Regions from separate parts of the Homo sapiens genome. Here region 2 is linked to region 1. Evidence: read pairs that join two places in POLR2A ChIA-PET (ENCODE). Cell type or tissue: MCF 10A. All regions are shown on one strand. Each heading gives the region's core, and the rest is flanking DNA. Links, peaks and the distances in the headings are about the cores only. Region 1 has its middle 34 kb from the start of NORAD. Region 2 has its middle 15 kb from the start of EPB41L1.

The links. Peaks named below come from ENCODE experiments on the same cell type or tissue, not always from the same donor. Only the 100,000 strongest peaks of a DNase experiment are listed, where the experiment ranks them.
Region 2: POLR2A ChIA-PET joins it to region 1 with 20 read pairs; 18 of 35 experiments call an interaction of 5 or more read pairs at or near these places.

What each region holds. Positions count from the first base shown.
Region 1 is chr20:36,082,472-36,087,847 of GRCh38, reverse strand. No RefSeq gene overlaps it. Among named protein-coding and RNA genes, the nearest start is that of NORAD, 34 kb to the right of the region's middle. In MCF 10A, for the core only: no CTCF peak of the experiment used is centred there; DNase peaks (open chromatin) are centred at 1,867 and 2,437.
Region 2 is chr20:36,136,758-36,142,133 of GRCh38, reverse strand. It overlaps a transcript of EPB41L1 not described here. Among named protein-coding and RNA genes, the nearest start is that of EPB41L1, 15 kb to the left of the region's middle. RefSeq lists an enhancer at 3,209-3,258. In MCF 10A, for the core only: a CTCF peak has its summit at 3,300 (motif pointing right); a DNase peak (open chromatin) is centred at 3,323.

The DNA.
Region 1 (5,376 bases), core at 129-5,128:
CACTGCAGTGGTCCAGGAGATAAAAGAATAGACTGGGGCTGGGCACGGTGATTCATGCCTGTAATCCCAGCACTTTGGGAGGCCGAGGAGGGTGGATCACAAGGTCAGGAGTTCAAGACCAGCCTGGCAAACATGGTGAAACCCTGTCTCTACTAAAAATACAAAAAAATTAGCCAGGCATGGTGGTGGGTGCCTGTAATCCCAGCCACTTGGGAGGCTGAGGCAGAGAATTGCTTGAACCCGGGAGGCGGAGGTTGCAGTGAGCCGAGATCACACCACTGCACTCCAGCCTGGGCGACAGAGCGAAACTCGTCTCAAAACAAAACAAAACAAAACAAAAAACAAAAAAAAAGAATAGACTGGGAGGCCATGGGAATGGAAAGCCAATGCAAGTGTGACTTGAAAGAGGCACTGGCACTAGGCTGGTAGTCAGGAGCTGCAGGTTCTAGTCCTGCCCCTGCCATTAACTTATTGTGTAGTCTCAGGTAAATCCCAGCCCTTGAGTAGATCCCTTCCTTTATTCAAATTTCAGAGATCCCATCTGTAAAATGCAGAATGATCTGCAATATCCTTCCTAACTCTGGATTCTGTGAATGGGAGAGAGATAATGAAGGATAACTGGGATGATGTATTAGAAAGCCTTCATACACTTCAAAGTAATAATATCATTAGTACAAGTACCATTGTTATTATTATTTCAAAGGCAGCCTCACCAGAACGTGGTGACTGGACTGGTAGGAGGGGACAGGACAGAGTCAAGTGGCCTGCATCTGTGGGTGGACAAGACACCAGGATCTCTGATCTTTTGGGAAGGTCAGCTAACCACTGTATCCCTCCCCCAAGATCTGTGAAGACAAACAGTATTCTGTGCCCTGTCACCTCATTAACTGCTTCCTCATTCCTTTGAGCCACACCTTATACTTGGCTAAAAGAAGCAACCAATTCTAAGAAAAGTTAGCCTCTGTACTCCCTCCTTTCAATGTTCAAAAATGGGTCCTCGTCTGGGACTTTCCCTATATAATAATAAGTTTCATCATCTCATATAGGAATAGCCAACATTATTGAGTACTTAGTATATGTTAGGAAATTTATTTACATAATTTTCTCACCCTGGGAGGTAGCTGTAATGGCTTATGAAGATCTATAACTTTCTCAGTCACATAGCTTATGAGAAGGATTCCAGTACAAGTCTGTGCGATTTCAAGGCTGCATTCTTAAAGATTTTTTTTTTTTTTTTTTTTTGAAATGGAGTCTTGCTCCATCACCCTGGCTGGAGTGCAGTAGCACTATCTTTGCCCACTGCAACCTCCATCTCCCGGGTTCAAGCGATTCTCATGTCTCAGCCTCCCAAGTAGCTGGGATTACAGGTGCCTGCCACCATGCCTGGCTAATTTTTGTATTTTTAGTAGAGATGGGGTTTCACCATGTTGGCCAGGCTGGTCTCGAACTCTTAACCTCAGGTGATCTGCCTGCCTCAGCCTCCCAAAGTGCTGAGATTACAGCCGTGAGCCACCCTGCCCGGCACCCTAAAGATTTTTACTATGTCTTTTTGTAGCAACTTAGGGAGGAGGGCAAGATCAGTGTTGTTGCCACTTTATAGCTGGGGAAACTGAAGCTCAGAGAAGGTAAATTCTGTCATTTGGACAAATTAGTAAAGTCTTCTATGGTGCAGTTTGGTGCTGTTTCTACTTCTCAGAGCTTCCTCCTCTGCACCTTCCAGGACCTCCCCAGTCCTCCTAGGAGTGATGAGTAGAGACTTGCCCAGACTACTTAAGGGAAGGACTTACACTTGTCCTTCTCCTGGGGAAGGGAAAGGTTCCTGAAAGGTGAAAGTTAATTTCCACCTCCCCTCCCCACCCACCAACTCACACACCCTAAACCAGGACCTTGTGGTGACCCGCGCTGAAGGCTTACAGAGTGAGTCATGCGGGGCTGACCTGTCAGAGTCACCCAAGCACAAGATACTAAGCTTAGTTTAGAGGGGTGGAAAAGTAGGCAAAGTGCTCTCATCCTCAGGAGCACAGTCCACTTGCAGCTTGTGCCCCTCACTCCTTTCATCCCAAAATACTGCAAACATTTGGGAACACTGTACAAGGGCCTTAGAGCAGAGGGAACACATGACAAATAAGAGTGAGTCCAAGGAGTTGAGATTGGAGTGGAGCCTTAAAGAGTGAATTCAGCACACAAATTAGGTAGAAGGGCCCTCCAGGCTGCAGGAATGCCCTAAAGCTTAAATATATTTGGATTCCATCTAACAGGCAGTAGGGAGCCATGGAGTTCACTATGGCTTTGGAGACTGTCTGAGTTTGAATCTGCCTCTGTCCCTTCCCAGTGGTTTGATCTTGGGAAAGTTACTCAACCCCTGTGGTTGACGTATTATTTTTCTCCATTATTTGCCCTTCCCTTGGCCAGTAAGAGAATTATCCATCCTAGCCAGTTGCCATGTGACTTGTGTACCTTCCAGAGGAAGGAGTGCACTTCCCCAGCCCATTGTCAAGCTTAACCACATGACTTCCTTTGGCCAATGAAATGTGAGCTAGAGAGATACATGCCAGTTCGAAGCAGAAACTTGGAGTGCCATTGCATGTTTGAGTCTGAAATCTTACTTTTTTATCTCTGCCACTGGAAATGTTGTGTCTTGGATAGGGCCTGCACCTTCAGCCTGGACCCTGGAATGAAAAGACACAGAGCAAAGCTGCAGTGAATCTACAGCTGTGATGTGTAATGTGATGAAGAAAGCAATTGGCTTTTTGTAAGTCACTGAGAGTTTGGGGTTGTTTGTTATCACGTCATACTTAGCAAATGCTGACTGGCACACCTCTCAACAGTAGGTGATTTTAGTAGCATCTACCTCACGGCACTGCTGTGAGGATTAAATAAGATTATCTCATGAAAAATGTCTAACCATTTCATCAGAGATTTATATTATAAAATGACCACTCTGCCCACACATAAATGGACACTGGATAAACAACAGAAATAGAATTTGCAAAAGAGTAGCAAAAGATGATGCTATATAGTGGGCTGAATAGTGTACCCCGCAAAATTCATGTCCCCTCAGAACCTCAGAATATTAACTTATTTGGAAATGGGGTCTTTCCAGATGTAATTAGCTCAAGATTTTAAGAATAACTCATCCTGGATTTAGGGTGGGCCCTAAATCCAATGACTGGTGTCGTTATAAGAAGAGGAGAAGACACAGGGAAACAGAATATAAAACGATGTGAAGATGGAGAGAAAGATTAGTGATGTGTCCACAAGCCAAGGATTGCTGGCAACCGCCAGAGGCTAAGAGAGAGGCATGGGAGGTTTTCTCCCTCAGAATCTTCAGAAGGAACCAGTGCTGCTGACACCTTAATTTCAGACTTCTGGCCTTCTGAACTGTGAGAAAATAAATTTCTGTTGTTTTAAGCCACCCAGCTTGTGGTAATTTGTTATGACAGCTCTGGGAAACTAATACAGATGGATTGTTTTAAAATAACACTGAACAACTTGTTAATCATTTGGAAAAAAAATAAAATGGCTTCCTACCTTGTAGCATACATTAAAATAACCCCCGGTTAGATTAAAGACCTGAATTTGAAAAGCAAAACTTTATGATCTTTAGAAACTAAAGAAAATCATCTTCAGGACCTCAGGGTAGGGAAATAGTTCCTTAACAAGACGCAGTCACAAATTGTATTACTCTGAGTTCTCCAGAAAAACAGAAGTGTTACTGGAAAGGGGTCTGGATCCAGACCCTAAGAGAGGGTTCTTGGATGTTGCACAAGAAAGAATTCAGGGCAAGTCCATAGGGTAAAGTGAAAGCAAGTTGTGTTTTTGTTTGTTTGTTTTTGGAGTTGGGGGGATGGGGGGAATGGAGACTCTGTCGCCCAGGCTGGAGTGCAGTGGCGCGATCTCAGCTCACTGCAACCTCTGCCTCCCAGGCTCAAGCAATTCTCCTGCCTCAGCCTCCCAAGTAGCTGGGATTACAGGCACCCACCACCATGCCTGGCTAATTTTTGAATTTTTAGTAGAGACGGGGTTTCACCATGTTGGCCAGGCTGGTCTTGAACTCCTGACCTCAGGTCACCCGCCTCGGCCTCCCAAAGTGTTGGGATTACAGGCATAAACCACCATGCCCAGTGAAAGCAAGTTTATTAAGAAAGTAGAGGAATAAAATAATAGCTACTCCTTAGACAGAGCAACCCCCAGGGCTGCTTGTTGCCCATTTTTATGGTTATTTCTTGATTATATGCTAAACAATGGGTGGTTTACTCATGCCTCCCCTTTTAGACCATATAGGGTAACTTCCTGACATTGCCATGACATTTGTAAACTGTCATGGTGCTGGTGGGAGTGTAGCAGTGAGGACGACCAGAGGTCACTCTTGTCGCTATCTTGGTTTTCCTGGGTTTTAGCCGGCTTCTTTACTGCAACCTGTTTTATCAGCAAGGTCTTTATGACCTGTATCTTGTGCCCTCCTATCTCATCCTGTAACTTAGAATGCCTAACCAGCTAGGAATGCAGCCCAGCAGGTCTTAGCCTTATTTTACCTAGCACCTACTCAAGATGGAGTTGCTCTGGTTCAAACGCCTCTGACAGAACCAATAGAATAGAGAGAGAGTATTATAAAAAATTAGGTCATGTGGTTATAGAAGCTAAGCCCTAAGATTTGTAGTCAGCAAGCTGGAGACACAGGAGAGCCAATGGTTTAGTTCTAGTCTGAGTCCAAAGGCCTGAGAACCAAGAGAGCCAATGGTCCAGATAAAAGTCCAAAGACAGGCCGGGTGCAGTGGTTCATGCCTATAATCCTAGCACTTTGAGAGGCCAAGGCAGGCAGATCACTTGAGGTCAGGAGTTCGAGACCAGCCTGGCCAACATAGTGAAATCCCATCTCTACTAAAAATACAAAAAAATTAGCTGGGTGTGGTGGCAGGAGTCTATAATCCCAGCAACTCGGGAGGCTGAGGCAAGAGAATTGCTTTAACCCAGGAGGCGGAGGTTGCAGTGAGCCGGTATCCCACCACTGCACTCCAACGTGTGTGACAGCGAGAACCTGTCTCAAAAAAAAGTCCAAAGGCAGGAGACGACAAAAGTACCAGCATGAGCACAGTGAGACAGGGAGAAAGAATTCTCTTACTCCACCTTTTTGTTCTGTTCAGGCCTTCAATGGATTGAATGAGGCCCACCCACTTGGGAAGGGCAATCTGCTTTACTCAGTCTACAGATTCAAAAGTTAATCTCATCTACAAACACCCTCACAGACACACCCAGAATAATGTTTAACCAAATATCTGGGCATGCCATGACCCAGTCAAATTGACACATAAAATTAATCATCATACAAATCAAAAATGAAAAAACTTGATATGGTCAGCCAGATTAAATGTAGAA
Region 2 (5,376 bases), core at 217-5,216, 54 kb before region 1:
TTTCTTTTCTTTTTTTTTTTTTTTGAGATGGAGTTTTTGCTCTATTGCCCAGGCTGAAGTGCAGTGGCATGATCTCGGCTCACTGCAACCTCCGCCTCCTGGGTTCAAGCAATTCTCCCACCTCAGCCTCCCGAGTAATTGGGATTACAGGTGCCCCGCCACCACGCCTGGTTAATTTTTGTATTTTTAGAAGAGACAGGGTTTCACCATGTTGGCCAGGCTGGTCTCGAACTCCTGACCTCAAGTGATCTGTCCACGTCAGCCTCCCAAAGTGCTGGGATTATAGGCGTGAGCCACCGTGCCTGGCCCCAATTTCTATAAAATATGTATGTATGTGTACATGCCTAGAAAAAAGCAAACAGGAAATATTTTAAAACATGTTACCAGACGTTGTTTTATGATAGTGGAATTATTTCTTTTGTGTACATTTGGGTCTTGTTTTGTTGCTTACTTTCTGGTATATATGTGTAAACATATTTATATAAGAAAGGTCTGTTACCTTCACCTCTCTCAAAGCTTCTGGCCTGAACCATTGAAGGTCCCTCCTAGAATCTCACTAGAGCCCCCACCTTTCAGCAACCACAGCCCCCCTTGGGCTGCCTCTCTGGCTTTGAACTTTGCTGCCCTCTTCAGTTGTTCCCTGGAGTTTCACTAATGGGGCCCATCTAGCCAATTCCCACAGTCTCCTGACACAGGCCCTCACAGCGGAAGTACCCTCCAGGGCTCCCTATTCATGCATAGAAACCTAACAGAGTCCCATTCCCTCATCTGACAGTAAAAGAAAAAAAAAATAATAAAGATGACAGTCGTAGTGAACCTTCACATTTCTACTTTGTCTTCCTTTTTACAGAGCACTTTATTATACATGTTTCACTTAGCCCTCCCATTGGTGAGAAAACTGAGGGCCAGCAAGTACAGCAGCACAACACTTGCCAAAGGTCATAGAGTGAATCAGGATTCACATGCAGGTCTGATATTGACAGATAAGGAGGTAAATGGAAGAAATGAACACGTAATCCTGAGCCCACAGTCTATGAAAGGGGCCATATTCTACAAAGACCCTCCTCCTGCCCCCAGCGCCTTCTCCCAGCTGCTGTCCCTTGCCCAGAATCCCACAAAACCCCATCTGGGGCCACATGCCCTACATCTACTCATCAGCCCATCATTCCCTCCCAGCTTTGGAAACAGGCTCTTGCTGCCTCCTCGGAAATCTTAGCAACGAGACATCCTGCAGCACCACCCTCTCCACCTGTGGGCTCTTCCATCTTGGGCCTGTCTCATTAGGGGAGGGGGTGGCTAGTCGGGCTCTCTCATGGGGGTGGGGGCTGTGACACCCACACACGGCAGGGGCAGGGGAAGAGAGGAGATGAAATCAGCCTGGATGGCCCTCACTCTGGGCCTCCTCTTGCACTATTCATTTCTTGGGCTTCTGATTATCTGCTGACTGGGACAAAAAAAGAAGCCAAATCCTAGGGCATGAATTCTAGTCCATTCCAATTTTATTTTTGCATTTCTGAAATACACGGATTCTTCCAACCAGAATATTAATATTCAAAATAGCAATAATAAAAGTATTAGCAACAAAACAGCTACTTTATTCAGTGCTTACAACCACCCTTGAGAAGTCATATCCCCACTTTACAGATGAGAAAACTGAGACTCAGCTTGCCTGAAGATACCTAGCTAATAAATGGAAAAACAATTGTGTCTGACATCCAAGTGTATACTTTGACTACCATGTCTCTTAGAAAGCACTTAATCCTGGTTGGGTGCGGTGGCTCATGCCTGTAATCCCAGCACTTTGGGAGGCCAAGGTGGTTGGATCACTTGAGGCCAGGAGTTCAAGACCAGCACGGCCAACATGGCGAAACCTCATCCCTACTAAAAAAAAAAAAAAAAAAACATACAAAAAGTAGCCAGGTGTGGTGGCGCGCACCTGTAGTCCCTGCTACTCAGGAGGCTGAGGCACAAGAATCACTTGAATCTGGGAAGCAGAGGTTGCAGTGAGCAGAGATTGCGCTTCTGCACTCCAGCCTGGGTGACAGAGCGAGACTCTGTCTCAAAAACAAACAAACAAACAACAACAACAAAAAAAAACCACCTAGGCCGGGCACGGTGGCTCATGCCTGCAATCCCAGCACTTTGGGAGGCCAAGGTGGGCGGATCACCTGAGGTCGGGAGTTCGAGACCAGCTGACCAACATGGAGAAACTCCATCTCTACTAAAAATACAAAATTAGCCAGGCATGGTGGCACATGCCTGTAATCTCAGCTACTCAGGAGGTTGAGGCAAGAGAATCGCTTGAACCCAGGAGGCAGAGGTTGCGGTGAGCCCAGATCGTACCATTGCACTCCAGCCTGGGCAACAAGAGTGAAACTCCGTCTTAAAAAAAATAAATAAATAATAATAAGAAGAAAGCACTTAATCCTATCCCTTTACTGCACAGATGGGGAAACTGAGACCCAGAGAGGGGAAGGGCTTTGTAATCAGTCAGCATCTATTTATTTACTGAGCAACAACTAGGTCTGAAGCGCTGAGCTAGTGCTGTGAATGAGGAAAAATTTAAACTTCTGTGTTATTGGATAGACAAGCTGTGACTCTATGTATTAATCATTGCTAAACCTAGGCAATGGGTTCACAGAAGTGCATTACACTATACTCTTTATTTTTATGTATGTTTGAAATTTTGCATAACAAAAAAATTTTTTTTAAAGGATGACAGAAAGATAACTGACTATCATGCAAACCGTAAGTCTGGCTTGAACTTATAAAACTCGAAACAAATTTAGGAATATTTTTGCTCTGATAGTTTTGAAAATCAGAAAAAGGCAATTGTACTGGAATCTACTTCATAGCCTTTCTTTTCCCACCTTTCTGTAAAATTTTCTGCCTCTGTTGTTGCTAGGAAATCAGTGAGCCAAGAGAATCCTCGTTGGCCTAGCCGGGCCGTCTCCCTTCCCACACTGCCTCTCTGGGGGTACAGCGTCCCTGTACCCAGGAAGCTGGCCCTCTTGGGCCGGCTTTCTGTGGATCCACAAGGCAATCACCACAAGAGGCTGAATAAGAGCCTGTCAGTCACTGGGAGACAGGCAGCTATAAATCCAGAGGACCATGATTAGAAAGCAAATTACAGGCCTCCCGCTCTAAGTTTCCAACTCACAAAACTTCTTGGCAGTCAAAGGGCCTTTACTTAAGTTGTTCAAAGTTTCCAGAGAGAGTGAACACACACAAGGCAAGAGAGAAAAAAAAAATGGGACACAACAGAGGCAGAAAATTCTATAGACAGGTGGAGAGAGAGGCCACTGGGAGGCAGCATGTCACAATAGTTAAAAGCAAGGCTTTGGCGGCAGGTCAAAGCTCCAGTGCATGTTCCAAAGCTTCCTAGCTGTGAGACTTTGAGCAAATAACTTAACCTCTCTGAGTCTTTATTTTCTCAGCTACAAACTGGGGATAATTCTTCCTACTACTCAGAGTGGACGCAGGGATTGAGTGAGGCAATATATGTCAAATCATTAACCCAGTTCCTGGCACATATTAAGCATGCAATAAATAGTGGCTTTAAAAAATGTGCTGGCTGGATGTGGTGGCTCATGCCTGTGATCCCAGCACTTTGGGAGGCTGAGGCGGGCAGATCACCTGAGGCTGGGAGTCGAGACCAGCCTGGCCAACATGGTGAAACCCTGTCTCTACTAAAAATGCAAAAATTAGCGGGCGGGGTGGAGAAGCTGTAATCCCAGCTACTCGGGAGGCTGAGGCAGGAGAACTGCTTGAACCTGGGAGGCAGAGGCTGCAGTGAGCCTGAGATCGTGCCACTGCACTCCAGCCTGGCTGACAGAGCGAGACTCTTGTCTCAAAAAAAAAAAAAAAAAAAGTGCTAACCATACAACCCAGCAATTCCACTTCTGAGGCTATATCCAAAATAATTGAAAGCAAGGTGTCAAAGAGATCTCTGTACAGCCAAGGCCATAGCAGCATTATTCACATAGCCAAGAGGTGGAAGCAACAAGTGTCCATCGACAGATGAGTGGATAAACAAAATGTTGTACATATATACAATGGAATATTATTCAGCTTTAGAAAGGAAGGGAATTCTGATACATATGACAACATGGGTGAACTTGAGGACATTATACTAAGTAACAAAAGCCAGTCACAAAAAGACAAACACTGTATGATTCCACTTATCTGAGGTATCTAGTCCAATTTGCAGTTACAGAAAGGAGAATGGCAGCTGCCACAGGTTGGGGGAGGAGGAAATGGGAGTTATTGTTTAATGGATATAGTTTCACTTTTTTCATATTAAAAAATTTGGCTGGGCATGGTGGCTCATGCCTGCAATCCCAGCACTTTGGGAGGCCGAGGCGGGCAGATCACCTGAGGTCAGGAGTTTGTGACCAGCCTGGCCAAGATGGAGAAAACTCATCTTTACTAAAAATACAAAATCAGACGGGCACGGTGGTGCATGCCTGTAATCCCAGCTACTCAGGAGGCTGAGGCAGAAGAATCGCTTGAACCCAGGAGGCGGAGATTGCCGTGAGCCAAGATCGCGCCATTGCACTCCAGCCTGGGCAACAAAAGCGGAACTCAGTCTCAAAACATAAAAAAAGTATTCAGGCTGGGTGCGGTGACTCATGCCTATAATCTCAGCACTATGGGAGGCTGAGGCAGGAGGATAACTTGAACCCAGGAGTTTGAGACCAGCCTGGGCAACATAGTGAGACCCAATCTGTATCCAAAAAAAATTTTTTTTAATTAGCTGCCCCAGCGCAGTGGCTCATGCCTATAGTCCCAGCACTTTGGGAGGCTGAGGCATACGGATTACTTGAGGTCAGGAGTTTGAGACCAGCCTGGGCAACATGATGAAACCCTGTCTCTACAAAAAATAAAAAATTAGCCAGGTGTGATAGTGCATATGCCTGTAGTCCCAGCTACTTGGGAGGCTGAGGGGCGAATATCCCTTGAGCCCAGGAGGCAGAGGTTGCAGTGAACCGAGATTGAGCCACTGCACTCTAGCCTGGGCAACAGAGTGAAACCCTGTCTCAAAAAAAAAAAAAAAAGGAAAGGAAAGAAAAGGAAAAAAAGAAAAACTTAGCCAGGCATGGTGGCATGCATGTGTAGTCCCAGCTACTTGGGAGGATGAGATGGGAGGACCATTTGAGCCTGGGAGGTTGGGGCTGCAGTGATCGTGCCACTGCACTTCAGTCTAGGCAACAGAACAATACTCTGCCGTGGAAAAGTAAATTTTAAAAAATTAAAAAATTCAGGCTCACACCTGTAATCCCGTTACTTTGGGAGGCCAGGGCAGGAGGATTACTTGAAGCCAAGAGTTCAAGACCAGCCTGGGCAACAAAAGAAGAACCCCATTTTTACAAAAAA